Regions from separate parts of the Homo sapiens genome. Here region 2 is linked to region 1. The links are chromatin loops, found by intact Hi-C in ENCODE. Cell type or tissue: PC-9. All regions are shown on one strand.

Region 1 (8,000 bases):
TACATGTGCATTCATTCCAATTACCCTACTATTGGCTAACAACAGATACTGCAGTAAGTGCATTTACTCAAAAATTTAGAATATTATATTTTTCTGTATCTTATTAATTACAGAAAATAACATAACACAATATTGTTTACATTGGTCACCTTGTTAAAACACAAGTAGTGGTTCCTTACTATTCTAGATCAAAACCCTATATAATTATATATCTTATACATTATCTTATAATATTATATGTGTGTGTGTGTGTGTATATATATATATATATATATATGTATTCATCACCTACCTATAGGAATTAAAAGTCCCTTCAGAGTCTAAAGTAGAACTTGTTCTTCTTCCATTTTTATTTGAATCTCCTGGAGAAAAAAATTACGACACTGAAATAATGGAGATAAACTGAATATTTCAGTTGAAAAACTGTGTGAAAGCTCTACGCAATATATTAGCCAAAAAGCATACATCCTCTCCCCCTTCCCCAAATTATCTTTTGTACTCAAAGCTTTTTAGGTAGAAAACTCATTTTGATACCAAAATATAAACCAATGCCAATCCTAGACTGGACAGTAACAGTACCAAAGTAATTGCTATCAGGAACAAATGAGGCACAGTACAAACATTTTCTTCTTATGAATTACAGACAAAACTAAAATTATAAACCAGTGTTTATAAAGAAAGGAAATTTTCTGTTAATGACTAAGTCACCCATCCTGATCAGTGGCACTGTCAAAAGAGAACAGGCAGAGAGCCGACCTGGATGATTTTCCAGGTCCTAGTTTGATGCTCTCTAGGAATTTAGTAAACAGAGGTAAAATAAAAAGCCAACTTGAGAGGTAGTGATTAATTAATGAGATTTTAATATGCCTTACTTAATATTCTTTACAAAACTTTATCTGTTAACTTTAGGTTTCAACTGTCAAAAGTTCGGCAATTTAAAACATGAAAAAGGAACAACATCAAAAGGTATTTGTCTTCTATAATAATATCAAACATTTAGAAAAAAAATTTTTACTCAAAAATCTATCATATTCATAAAATCACATTTAGAACAAATTATACATATCAATTTAAAGACTACAGAATAAAAGTAAATGTACTAAAGTTGGAAAAAATGCTTACCAATGCCCCGTTGTTATATATTCTTATTGATTGAAATTTCATAGTTCAATTTTTTTAAATATATACTTCAAAGTACAGCTTTTATGAAACCATAGTATACCACTATTAAAAATGTCATTTGTTCTTCAAAACAAATTAAAAGTTTAGAATCTGATTATATTTTATACTCCTAATTTATATAATGTAACTTTCAAACATCAGGTTGTATTTGATTTTTATAATATTTACAGCTTAATATAACAATGATTTAATCCAATTTTATACTTTTAATATACTTTGAACAACCGAAGGTGCAATAGGAAATCATCACAGTGGTCGTGGATAAGTCAAACAGTAATTACAGAGCTTTCACTTTAAAGATGAGATTATTTTTAATTATTGAGTATAGTATCTAAGGTACTATACTTATATAATTATGCTACTCATTAAATGGTGACTGAATGCTGAAATGTAATTTTAATGACAGCTACCTATCTTTCTTTACACATTTTATAGCTGACAGATAGTAAAGAACACTGGTTCTTTTTTGAGAATTTGGTGAGATATGTGCAGCTGTGCCAGTGTTCAGGAGAAGTGGACTGAGCCTGCTTATTAAACTTTCAACTCTACTCTTTTTTCAAAATATTGTTCCAGTTTATTTTGTTTTTTGAAAAAACAAAAAATCCTAAAATGGATTACAACACTTAAAAATGGTGACAATTTATAGAAGAAAATAATCCAAAAACATATAAATGTTTAAAATTAACCTAGCTAGGTATAAGTTGCTAATTCTTTGAAAACATGGGTATGGTATTACTCATACAGCACCCTTCATTTTCTTTTAAAAATTAATAATATTATAATAAACTAAAAAGATGTAAGGAAAATTAGTCTCTGTCTTGCTAAATGAAAATTTCCTACAACACATGTTATTTAACAGCTTGCAGACATTTCCTGTGAAACGTTCCATAATCAGCATAGAATAAGTACTATATTATACATTTAAAATATGAGCTTCTTTCTCGTTAAAACTAAAGATTATGATTAAACATGAAAAATAACACCAATAGAATAGTTCTTCCTTTAAGGTGATATTTATCAGATCAAATATAAAATCCTTCAAATAATTAAGAGAATTTGGCTTTATAAACAACCAGGTTTTATCATATTATAAAGGTTTTATTTAATTTAAAACTGTTTCCAAATGAAACTATCACATTAAATGTAACTTTCAAGGTGCAAAAAAATGGTAATAGGGAAAAAAAAAGCAGTTTTTCTTTCTCAAAAACATAGCAAATAAGGAGTACAATTGTTTCACTAACAATATTAGAGAAAAGATTTCAGAGTTGGCTATATGGGGAAAAGGCAATAAAGTTTTGAAGCGGGAAAAACGCTTTGTTCCCTCAATCCTCTAGTTGAAATTAATTATGGCAAATGTTTATGAAAACATCTGTTCCTTACAGTTATAAACTCTTAATTTTAGTATGGACGATCCCAGACTCTTATTTTGGAAGGAAACTGTCTGACTATGGAAAGGTTTACAAAAGAACAGACAGAATCTGTAATTCTGTAAAATTGTGTATACAATGTGCTACATCCTGTAGAGATTTTCCTTGGTGTGAAACATTTGGAGAGGCTTAATACCAGTAACTAGGAGAAATCAAAGACAAACAGAAAGGCTCATTTTTCATTTAAGCTATAATATGATAAAAAACATATCTGTAACACCAGAAAACAACTTCCGCCAGTTTGGGAAATAAACAAGTGTTACTTTACTACTGAATCTAATTTGGAGGTAAGTATAATAAAATAAGTATTAATTTTATAAGGGATTAAAGTAAATGAAATGACAATACAATCATGGGAACGTATATGTAGTGTTTCCCAAAAATAACAACAGAGGGTGCAAGAGAGTTTACTATGATGTTTTTACTTGCTATTCTGATCCTTGAACTAAGTTGTCAGGTAGCCGTAACTGTAACAAAGATGCATCATACACACACATACAAATACAGTATTAATGTAATCTTACACAAAGACTATTAAATGGTCAAACAGCACAAATATCTAAAATGTGGTTTAAGATAATAGGCTTCCTCTTACCTGAAAATAATTTAACTAATCTGCAATTTTTAGAATACAGTTGTAACTTTAAAGGTATTTCAATATCTAATGTAAAGTAACCAGTAAAAGAATCTAGATGTCTTTATTGAGTATATTTTGAATACATGCATGAATTATATAAAATAAATAACATATGTGTAACTATATATTTATAACATTGTACAACATATATCTATAAGAACAATTCATCAATTACTTGTGACCGTAAGTTTGAAATTTATATAACATTCATTTCTCATTAATTGGTATGCAACTTTCCTAATGGGTTCATAATATTCAATGAAAATAAATTGCTGATTTGCAAAAATATGCTGATAGTTACATTGGCTTAAATTATAAGAAAATGCATAATATTGCTTAATAGTAATTTCTAACATGTGTATCTAACTTACTAAGCCAGAAAGGATAACTGTGACTTAAATTTCAAAACAGAATGAATGGAATTTCAGACTCCCTTTTAGCTTTAACTGAAGTCATGTTTAACAAAGGGCATTTTTGGTTCCATCTGTGCACTGTTGAAATCTTTCTAAAGGGAGGTTTACAATAGATTTCTGTAGTATTTTTTTATACACAAACATCTAGTTCATGAAGAGAGAACCAGAGATTTTTAAACTAGGTTAAGTTAAAAACAGCCAGAATAACACTATAAATAATCACGCCTACTCAAATGTGTCTTCAGTTTACATGTGAAAACATCAAGTTTTAGACTATCACATCACACTAGGTATGAATTCTGAAAAGTATTACATAATAAAGAAAAGGTTTTATCTTTGAATCATTAGAGAACTGTCAACATACACAGTCTGGGTGGGGTATTTAATAGTAAGATGGGGAAAAATGACTTGGTTCAAACTAAGATGAAAACAAAGCTATGAGTTTAGTGTAAAGACCTGAAAGCCTTTGTGTCTTTTAAAGGAATTAGTATATACCAATGAAATGTTTTAGTTAACTTTAAAATCCTTTAAAAAAATGATTTTTAAAAATCTATGAATAAAGTATATTCATGTGTTGACACACAGTGAAGGCAAAGCATAATGACTCAGCATTATCCATAAAGTAGCCACATCATTTGTGAAATCAGGCTAACCATTAGCCACCCCAAGCTAATTACTTATGCTAAAAATCCAGGACCACTCATTAGATCTAAGAGCCAGTGCTGAAGTCAACACAGAAAAAAATGTGTCAATTTTATAATTTTCAATTTTCTTTATTATTGTTAATGTACTTACATTCCAGTGATTTAATAGTCATATTTAGTTCTCTAAATAATGTCTTAAAAAATCTGTATTGTAGATAATGAAAACTCAAACGTAAAATAGAAATTCATAAGAAGTCTTAAATAAAAAACATTTTCAAGTGGACATTTTAATTTGAGAAAAGGATGCTTTGTTATCAAAGGTTCCTATTAAACCTTTCATAGAATTCTTAAAAACAAAAGACAGAAAGCAGCATGACATCAGCAAGATGGCAGAGTTTGAAACTCCAAGTAGTACATGTCCTCCCACAGAAACACTGAAAAACAAAAAGTAACTTTTAGGACTTTGTAAAAGCTGTAATAAACAGTCAAAAATGTTCCAAAGCAAAATGAACACTGAATCAAGAAAAAAGGCAACTTAAAAATTTCGTGGTGTTTACACTTGCCCTTGCCCCACCCACCCCATCCCTGGCACTGTAGCAGTCTGGAAGAGGGTAGCTACTTTCCCAGGGTGGGAGTCTGGTACTTAGTTCTCGAAGGGAAGAGGGTACCATGTTAGCAAATTGTTGTGCATATATGTTCTACCCTGTGTAAGGGCCACCTGAAAGATGACACAAGGTGCCTTTCTCTGTTCCGGCTACTTTAGAAGAAGCAGCGGACATGAATAGAACATACAACAAGCCAAACTAAACACCCGATATACAGTCCATTCTCACGCTGCTATAAAGCACTGCCTGAGACTGGGTAATTTAAAAAGGAAAGAAGTTTAATTGACTCGCAGTTCCACATGCCTGGGAAGGCCTCAGGAAACTTACAATCATAGCAAAAGGGGAAACAAACATGCCCTACCTCATATGATGGCATGAAGGAGAAGTACAGGGCAAAACAGGGAAAAGCCCCTTATAAAACCATCAGATCTCATGAGAACTCACTATCACAAGAGCAGCATGGGGGTAACCGCCCTCATGATTCAATTACCTCCAACTGGGTCTCTCCTGTAACACCTGGGGATTATAAACCTATATTTCAATATGAGATTTGGGTGGGGGCACGGCCCAACCATATCACTGTACCCCCTCCCAAATCTCATGTCTTTATAATTCAAAACACAGTCATGCCTTCCCAACAGTCCTGCAAAGTCTTAACTCATTCCAGCATTAACCCAAAAGTCCAAGTCCAAGGTCTTATCTGAGAAAGGCAAGTCCCTTCCTCTATGAGCCTGCAAAATCAAAAGCAAGTTAGCTACTTCATAGATACAATGGGGGTACAGGCATTGAGCAATACACCCGCTCCAAATGAGAGAAACTGACCAAAACGAATGGGTACAAGCCCCATGCAAGTCCAAAATCCAAGAGGCAGTAATTAAACTGTAAAGTACCAAAATGATCTACTTTGACTCCATGTCTCACATCTATGTCACACTGATACAAGAGGTAGGCTCCCACGGCCTTGGGTAGCTCTGCCCCTGTGGCTTTGCAGGGTACAGCTCCCCTCCCGGCTGCCTTCACAGCTGGCGTTGAGTGTCTGCAGCTTTACCAGGTGCACAATGCAAGCTGTCACTGAATTTACCATTCTAGGGTCTGGAGAACAGTGGCCCTCTTCTCACAGCTCCACTAGGCAATGCCCCAGTGGGGACTTTGTATGGGGACTCCAACCCCACATTTCCCTTCCACACTGCCATAGCAGAGGTTCTCCATGAAGGCCCTGTCCCTACAGCAGACTTCTGCCTGGACATCCAGGTGTTTCCATATATCATCTGAAATCTAGGCAGAGATTCCCAAACATCAATTCTTGTCTTCTGCACACCCACAGGCCCAACACAATGTGAAAGCTGCCAAGGCTTGGGGCTTGCACCTTCTGAAGCAATAGCCCAAGCTGTACACTGGATTCTTTTAGTTACAGCTGGAGCTGAAGCAGCTGGGATCCAGGGCACGGCCCAACCATATCACTGTACCCCCTCCCAAATCTCATGTCTTTATAATACCTGAGGTCTTTATAATTCCTGAGGTCTTTATAATTCCTTTATAATGTCCTGAGGTTGCATAGAACAGGGGGGCCCTGGGCCCAGCCCACAAAACCACTTTTCCCTCCTAGGCCACCCGACCTGTGATGGAAGGGGCTGTGGTGAAGGTCTCTGACATGCCCTGGAGACATTTTCCCCATTGTCTTGGTAATTAACATTCCACTCCCCGTTACTTCTGCAAATTTCTGCAGTGGGCTTGTAATTCTCCCCAGAATTTTTTTCCCCCTACTACATTGTCATCCTGCAAATTTTCCAAACTTTTATACTCTGCTTCCTTTTGAATGCTTTGTTGCTTAGAAATTTCTTCCACCAGATACCCTACATCATCTCTCTCAAGTGCAAAGTTTCACCGATCACTAGGGCAGGGGCAAAATGCCACCAGTCTGTTTGCATAGCAAGAGTTAACTTTATTCCAGTTCCCAAAAAGTTCCTCATTTCCATCTGAGACAACCTCAGCCTGGACTTTATTGTCCATATCACTATCAGCATTTTGGTCAAAGCCATTCAACAAATCTCAAGTTCCAAACTTTCCCACATCTTCCTACCTTCTGAGCCCCCCAAGTCTCTAGGAAATTCCAAACTTTCCCACATTTTCCTGTCTTCTTCTGAGCCCTCAAAACTATTCCAACCTGTGGCTATCAACCAGTTCCAAAGTCTCTTCCACATTTTTGGGTATCCTTATAGCAGCACGCCAATCTCTGTGGTACCAATTTACTGTATTAGTACCTTATCACATTGCTATAAAGGACTACCCAAGACTGGGTAATTTATAAAGGAAAGAGGTTTAATCAACTCACAGTTTCGCATGGCTGGGGAGGCCTCAGGAAACTTACAATCATGATGGAAGGGGAAGCAAATATGTCCTTCTTCATATGGCAGCAGGATGGAGAAATGCCAATTAAAAGGGGGAAAAGCCCCTTAGAAACCATCAGATTTTGTGAGAACTCACATAATATCACAAGAACAGCAGCATGGGGGTAACTGCCCCCATTATTCAATTACCTCCCACCAGGTCCCTCCCATGACACATGGGGATTATGGGAACTACAATTCAAGGTGAGATTTGGGTGGGGCCACAGCAAAATCATATCACTCACAGATGCCTGCGGCAAAAGACTGCAATTGAAACATAAGATAGACCACCTAAGGCCTGGGAGCAAAAGCTGGTGAGGATTTCTTTGGGAAATTAGGACATTCAAAAGCATCCATGTGTATTGGAGAGATGTAGAAGGCCGTGTGTGTGCCTAGAGCAATATGCATGATCAGAAAGTAACTGAGAAGACCCTAAGCTTCCACCAAAAGCTGATCACTATATGAGGACTGCAAGCGTGGCTAAATGTTAAAGAACTACTGTGGCACAGAGCCAGTCTGCAAAGACAGGAAGAGGTTTCGAATTTTTAGGGTGGGGGTCTATATAAATACAAAGTGCTTTTAGCTTTTAAGAGAACAAATACACTGTCCATGATCTCTGTTTGAAGTATTTCCAGGAGTAAGCCTTACTGAATTGGTAAAATTAAACTGACAGATTCAGTTTAATGAAATCAGGAACTAGAGGCA
Region 2 (8,000 bases), 410 kb after region 1:
CTTAATAATACACACAGCCCAACACCTACAGCTGTCTTCCTTGCACATACTAAAGAGATCTTGGAGATAGTATATCACAGTGTTTAAGGACACAGTAGGTAGATCAAACTATTTTGACTTATATCCCAGTTTATTACTTACTATCTCTGTCTGTGTCTTGGGCAAAATTTGTAAACTCTCTGTGCCTCAGTTTCCTCTACTGTAGAATGGGGATAATAATAATATCATACCTCACAGGATTTTTGTGATAATGTAATACACTTGAGACAGTGCAAGACAAATAGAAAGCATTAGAGAAATATTAGTTATGATGTTATTAACCAGTCTAAGAAATGTCAAATCTCAAATTATGGTATCTTTTTTCTTTCAATTGTTCTTCATTTTTTCAACAAAGATTCGTCATCAGCTACCTACAAGCCAGGCATTGTGAAACGTAGTGGAGATATGACAGAGAGTGGAGAATGAGGAGAAAGATCCAATCTTTTTTTTTTTGAGACAGGGTCTCACTCTGTTGCCCAGGCTGGAGTGAAGTGGCATGATCGTGGCTCACTGCAGCCCTGACTTCTGGGGCTCAGGTGAAGATCTGCTCTTTGCCTGTATGATGCTTAGAGGGGGAGAAAGACATAAAACAAATTTTCAAGTAATTAATTAGCCACAATTGTGATGAGCGTCAGAGGGTCAGTGAAATTTCCCCCAGAAAATCTGAAGCTGAGCCCTGAAGGATGGGTGAGGGTTGCCAAACAAGAAGGTGAGGGCAAACGTTATAGGAGAGAGAAGAGCATGTGTAAATACCCTGATGGCTGAGGGCTTGGTGCTTTGAAGGTGCTGAAAGAAGACCAGTGTGGGTGAGGGGGCAAGACAAGACTGAACTTTATCCCAGGGGTATTGGACAGCCACTGAGGGGTTTAAGCAAGAATGGGAAGTGAGTTGTTTTTTAAGGAAAGATTCCTCTAGCATAAGGAGGGAGGAATGGATTGGAGGGTGCCAGAGATGCTGCAAGGAGGCCGGTGGTTGTAGCCGCAGTCTGGGAGAGATGGAATGGTGGCTTGGGTTATGGTATGGGAAGACATGGAGAGAGGCTGGTGAAACTAAAGTATTGGGACTTGGTGAGATATGGGGCAGGAGACAGAGGGAAGTGTCAAGGATGTATCCTCTGAGGCAATTTGCTTCAATAAAGAGCAACTAGAAGCAGCAGTTTTGGGGGAAGATCTTAAGTTCAGTGGAGTATGAGGGACCTGTGGGATGTCAAAGAAAATACATAGATTGGGCGGTTGGTCATGTAAACATGGACAGCAGAGAGCAAGAGACAGACCTCTCCAATAAAGGGATTGCTTGGTAAGCGTATAGTAACTGAACTGAAGGAAATGGATACAGTTATCCAGGCTGACTTTAGACAAGAAGGTCTAGGATTGAGCCCCACAAACCACCAGCATTTATAAGTCCTAGGAGGACCAGGCCTTAAAGGAAGAATGGCCAGATGGACGAGGCTGGGATGTCACAGAAGGTAAGGAAAGAGGGAGCGTCCAGATGTAGGAGGGGGTCAACTACGTCAAACAGAATGGGAACTGAAAGGTGTCTATTTGACTTGGCTATAGAAGGGTGTTTGTTGACCCTTGTGAGAATAGTTTTTGAGGAAAAGTGGCTTGTGGAGAGAGTAGGAAATAAGAAAATGGAAATCATGAGGTTAAACATATTTGGCTGTGCAGTAGCAAAGTAGAAAAAAGAGGATAGTTACAGGGTGACATAGGGCCTAAGGGGGGTGGTTATTTATAGAAGAGAGAGTTGCACATGTTTTAAAAATGATGGAGAAAATCAGGGAAGAGAAAGAAGTAGAAGCTACCGTGAAGAGGGTGTGTTGATGGTGGGAGTTTTTGAGGAAGCAGGAGGAGGAAACCATAGCAGAGCTGGAGGGTTTGGCTTCAGACAGCCATAGAAAGTACAGGCAGCTCCTCTATTGTAACAGGAGGTCAGGGGGATGGGGTGGGTGCAGATGCTGGTGGGTTTGTAGGTTTGGTGCGGGAAGTTGAGAGGTTTCTGTCTGGTGGCTTCTATTTTCTCTGTGAAGGAGTAGGCAAGGCCATCTGTTGAGTGTGATAGAGTAGGCGTGAAGGTTAGAGATTTGAGGAAAATGAAGATGGTTTGAAATAGTCTTTGAGAGCGGAAGAGGGAGGCAAGCAGAGAAATGTAACATGGTTATTGTGCACAGTCAAGAATCCAGATGAGCCTAGCGACTGAATTTCCAAAGGTATAGATGTGTGTCAGCCCCTGCTCCCCAGGCTGATACTAGCTGGGACACAGACACACAAGGGTCATTTACAACACAGTGTGAGGTGAGAGGTACAGGGCATGATGAGAGTTCAGAGGAGGGAGGCTTCTTACTTGGGACCTAAAGATAAGTAATCATTGGCCAGATGAAGAGATGGAGGAAGAGTGTATCAGCAGAGAGAGCACATGTGAATAGGCCGAGAGGCGCAGGGAAACACAACTCCCTTGCGGGGCTGAAGGAAGTTCACAGGTGGAGCAGAGGGTGTGAGGGAGTGGGGGATGCCCGTGGGAGTGAGTGCCTAGAAGAGAAGCTGGAGAGGACGAGAGTGGGCAGCTTAAATATGACCTAAGCTAGTGGATTGCCAGGTGTGGTTTCTGGACCAGTGGGAACTGGCAGCATCACCAACACCCAGGAATGTCAGAAGTGCAAAGTCTCAGGACCACCCAAGACCTAATCTATCAGAAACTCCGGGAGTGAGCCCAATGAGCTGTGTTTTACCAAGCCCTCCAAGTAATGCTGATGCGCATCAAAGCTTGAAAAAGTGTTTCAAGCAATGGGGAGCCATTGATTAGCCTTTTTAGCAGGGGAATGACATATCGGGGAGCAGGTTTATAAAAGTTTCTGACCACGGTGTGGAAAATGGTAGGTTCTGTTTGTGGATTCCAGACAGACAGCTCAGCAGGGCTAATCCCTCAGCTGTGTTACTGACGCTGGAGCTGGGTCTTTCTGTCAATGTCTCCAAGTTGACCAGAAACACTCGCCCCCTAGGAAGCTGCCTGATGCGCACCTCTCCAACAGCTCTCTGCTGCCCCCGTCTGTCCACAGACCGCACTCACGGTTCCCCAGCCCACGCTTCCCAGTCCTTGATTGGTGCAGTTTCAGCATTATCCTGACTTTGGACCCTCAGCTTTGTCAGAGAGGTGGGCTTGGCTACTGTCAATATATACATGAGTTAGACACTATCATTGGACATTCTTTTAATGGATGTTCTAGAAAGCCCAAGAAGAGCACCAATTAAGCAGTTACCTTGAGATGGCTTTGAGGCAAGCTTTGCAAATTTTGAGATGAAGCTGTTCCTTATATTCTCTTGCATTTCCAGAAAACATGTTTTTTTTTTTTTTTTTTTGATATAGAATACTGAAATTTCTCCTGAAAATCTCTTTCAGGGTCTGAAGGCAACCTGTAAGAAAAAAGGAATCTATTTGAAGGCTTTTTCTTCAAGATAATGAAGAATGTGACATTAGAACACCTGGTATGGAATGATTCCATCAAATCCTACCACCCATACCTCCCTTTACAATTAAATTTTCTTGGTGGTTTGGCTAATCTGCACTTCATTTCATTTGGAGATGTATAGAAGGATGATTTTCCTACCAGCACAGATTGGATTGGCATAGCTGCTAAAAGATCATAGAATCATTTTAGGGAGAGTGACATAGGCTGCCTTACATCCAATGATAACAATTCAAAGTAGTATAATGTCTCCTAAACATGAGCAAGGCCATATCTCCCAGGTTGAATGCCCCAAAGATGGGGTTGCATCGGATTTGGAATCATCCAGGGCGGAGTTGTAATCTGGTTGTGTGACTTTTGGCAAATTACTTAACCTCCCTGGGCCTTCATCTTCTCTTTTGTAAAATGTGTTGTTGTGATGATTAGATAGAATAACATAATCTAAGGTACTTAGGAGATCAGTAATTATTAATTTTTGTTGTCTGTTAGTATGTGATCGAAACTTCAGCCTTTGAATATTTCTCTAATTACTTACCAATTCAATTTATCAAAAATATTCCCCCTTTTCTTGAGCTCTTATTTCATTCTTATATGACTCCTTGTGTAGTGTATATATATCACAGAGAATATGTAGGCCATCAGCAACTTTACCATGTGCCACAACTGTACACCCACACACATACCTGTATTCATGGCCATTCTTACATCTTTCTCTTGTGTCTCAGAGAAGCATGGTGGGATTAGAATCTCCCCTACCCCTCCCTATTTTTAAACTTCAAAAGGAGCTCTCTTTCCACTACATTCTACATTAAGCTAAGAAATAGTGTCTGAGAAGCCTAAGAATTCCATGCTTATAATGTACATTGTAGTACTTTCATTGCGCTAATAATGATGAGTCACTGAAGACAGGATAATAAGAAATGGAACCCTGGAAAGGTTAGTAGGACAGCTCTAGAATATACAATGACTATGGTCAAGATTTATGGTAGATTCTACTCTCCCCAAACTAGACATCTCAGTGTGGACCTTCACTCTAAACTTGCTTTATTCCTTCTCTCAATATGCATATATTGATGACATTATTTTTAAAATTAGTACTGCAAACTATGATGTGAGATGATATATGATAGTTTATGGTAAGTGTCATATCAGAGATTTGAGGAGTAGGGGGGTGGTTAAAGAATCAGTAGGGGCCGGGCACGGTGGCTCATGCCTGTAATCCTAGCACTTTGGGAGGCTGAGATGGGTGGCTCATGTGAGGTCAGGAGTTCAAGACCAGCCTGGCCAACATGGTGAAATCACGTCTCTGCTAAAAAAAAAAAAAAAGACAAAAATTAGCAGGGCATGGTGGCAGGCACCAGTAGTCCCAGCTACTCCGGAGGCTGAGGCAGGAGATTTGCTTGAACCCGGGAGGCAGAGGTTGCAGTGAGCTGAGATCGAGCCACTGCACTCCAGCCTGGGTCATAGAGCAAGACTCCGTCTCAAAAAAAAAAAAAAAAAAAAAAAAAGGATCAGTAGGAGGAAGAGGACATTTGGGCCCAGAGTAATCAAACAAAGCTATCAGCTATACCCAGGACCGCTATACCCAGGACACTGAATCATAAATTTTAGGAAGGAGACAGGACTTGTTAGGTCATAACAACTGGGGAGAATTCTGATAGGTGGAGTGACAGGGGAGAATATTCCAGGTAGAAACATCGTGAGCAAAGCCATGGAAAGGTGCATCAACTAGCTATGACTGAGGGACAGTGGGTATACCTGTTTGGCTGGAGGGGAGTGGTAAGATAAGTACTGTAGCAAAAGTACATTGAGTTTGATATGGTTTGGATGTTTTCCCCTCCAAATCTTATGTTGAAATGTGATTCCCAGTGTTGGAGGTGGGGTCTGGTGGGAGATGATAGGATCATAGGAGCAGATCCCTCATGAATGGTTAAGCACCATTCCCTTGGTGATAAATGAGTTTTTGGTCAGTTAGTTCATGTGAGATCTGGTTGTTTAAGAATCTGGGACTGCTCCCTTCTCTCTCTCTTGCTCTTGCTCTTGTCATGTGATGTACCTGCTCCCTCTTTGCCTTCTGCCATGAGTGGAAGCTTCTTGAGGTCCTCACCAGAAGCAGATGTTGGTGTCATGCTTGCATAGCCTGCAGAATCATGAACCAATTCTATTATTTCTTTTCTTTATAAATTACCCAGTCTTTAGGTTTTTCTTTTTCTTTCTTTCTTTCTTTTTTTTTTTTTTTTTGAGATGGATCCTTGCTCTGTTGCCCAGGCTGGAGTGCAGCAGCGCAATCTCAGCTCACTGCAAGCTCCGCCTCCCAAGTTCACGCCATTCTGCTGCCTCAGCCTCCAAAGTAGATGGAATTACAGACATGCGCCACCACGCCCAGCTACTTTTGTATTTGTAGCAGAGATAGGGTTTCACCACATTGGCCAGGCTGGTCTTGAACTCCCAACCTCAGGTGATCTGCCCGCCTCGGCCTCCCAAAATGCTGGGATTACAGGTGTGAGCCACCATGCCCGGCCTTTAGGTATTTCTTAATAGCAATGCAAAAATGACCTAACACCATTAGATTGAGAAATAGAAGAGGAACTTGGGAGCCAGTGGGCATTTTTGAATAGGAAAATGACATAATACAATGTGATTAGAAATATCAACCAGTTTTCTGGGTATCAGCTAGGAGAACAGAAAGAGGTAGGTAGGCTCATTAGGAGGCTTTGCTAGAGTTCAAGCATGAGTTACAAAGGCTGTGTACAGATAAGCACAGTGTACAGGGAGGAGGTGGAACCAAGAGAATCCTCAAGGCCTGGTGAGGCCCTGGAGAAGGATGGGTGAGGAGTCATAGAGATGGTGTGGTAGGCAGCTTCAAAGATGGCCTCCAATGATCCTTGCCTCTTGGTGTTCATGCCTTTGTATAATCCTCTCCCATTGTGTGGGCTGGACCTAGTTACTTGGCAAAAGTGATGGGATGTGATAATACTTTTGAGATTAGGTTACAAAAAGACCCTGGTTTCTGTGTTGCTCAACCTCTTTCGCACTCTCACTTGTTCACTGTCAAGGAAGATGAATTCCATGCTGTGGATTGTCCTACAGAGAGGCTCACGTGGTAAAAGGACTGAGGGTTCCCCCTGGCCAACAGTCAGCAAGAAACTGAGTTTTCAGTTCAATAACCTTTAAAGAGCTGAATTCTACCAATAACCTGGTGAATGAACTTAGAAGTGCTCAAGTTCCCCACTCAAGGAAGTGGAGCCTTGAGATGACTGCAGTCCTGGCTAATTCCTCGATTACAACCCTGTGATTATAGCCTTGTGCTGCATAATAAATTACCCTACAATGTCGTGACTGAACACATATTTTATTATTTCACAAGTTTCTGTGCGTGGGAAATCTGGGTGTGGCTTGGCTGGGTCTTCTGGCTCTGTGAGGAGGCAGCAGTCATATCAAGGCTTGACTGGGAAGGATCCACATCCTAGTCTCCTCATGTGGTTGTTGGCAGAATTTAATTCTCTGTGGGTGCTTGGACTGAGGCCCCCAGTGTCTCACAAGCCATTGGCCAGAGGCTCCCCTTGGTTCTTTGCTATGTGAGCCTCTCCATAGAGTCTGTCACACTGTGGCAGATTGATATATCAGAGCGAGCAAGTGAGAAGACAAGAGAGAAAAGTTCTACTGAGAGAGAGTACTAGCAAGATGGAATTACCCAGTTTTTTGTAACCTTATCACAGAAATGATGTCCCACTACCTTTGCTGTATTCTTCATTAGAATATGCTAGAATGTGTTAGTCACTAGGTCCAGTCCACACCCAAAGGGAGGAGATTTTACAATAGTGTCAATACCAGGGGGTGAGGATCAATGGGTACCATGTCAAAAGCTGCCTACCACATCGACAGATATTTATTGCAATTTTTGTTGTCTTCCCAAAGGGCTTTAACCTCTGAGAGGGGGCTAGTGATTTGTTCATAATAAAAGGGCTTAATGAACATTTGTTTAAAAAATGAGAGGATGTTTGCAAAGACTATTAGAGGTCTAAAGCATTATTTAGACTTAGATGTTAACACATCGATGGTCTGCTCAATTGGTCAGCAGTTTAATGGGGGAAATACCTAGCTGCTTTGACAAAATTCTGACCTTAAGTACAAAAGCCTAGTTCACTTCGTTGGATGTAAGAGCCAACTTGTGCAGCTGTGCCATGTATAAAAGTGCCTGGTATGAGTGGGTACTTAAATCCTGTCCATATTCCATTCCACTCACCAAGCTGTGTCCCCTGGCACAAGGCTATGTCAGTCTAGAGGAAGGGGTGTGTTTTTGAAATTATCTACCCAGAGGGGATACTTTTTTTATAAGCAGCACATCCCATCTGTGATCCTCTAGGGAAGTGTCAACCTTCATCTCCCTCCTCTTGTTTGCTTTCACCTGCTCTACCTGAACTATACCCTCCAAAATGGGCTTGAGGCAATGAGGGGGACAATGTCCCATGCCATACCTGACTTCCTCTCCAGCTGCTGC

The links. Peaks named below come from ENCODE experiments on the same cell type or tissue, not always from the same donor. Only the 100,000 strongest peaks of a DNase experiment are listed, where the experiment ranks them.
Region 2: it touches region 1 in a loop (17-fold over the local background); 92 of 110 quality-filtered maps call a loop at or near these places.

Annotation. Positions count from the first base shown.
Region 1 is chr3:17,428,158-17,436,157 of GRCh38, forward strand. TBC1D5 (TBC1 domain family member 5) reads right to left here. Exons shown (of 23, transcript NM_001349074.2): 4 at 293-362. Among named protein-coding and RNA genes, the nearest start is that of TBC1D5, 310 kb to the right of the region's middle. In PC-9, CTCF peaks have their summits at 3,005 and 3,204; no DNase peak of the experiment used is centred here; H3K27ac peaks cover 1,312 bases.
Region 2 is chr3:17,838,339-17,846,338 of GRCh38, forward strand. No RefSeq gene overlaps it. Among named protein-coding and RNA genes, the nearest start is that of TBC1D5, 100 kb to the left of the region's middle. In PC-9, CTCF peaks have their summits at 3,074 (motif pointing left) and 3,282; no DNase peak of the experiment used is centred here.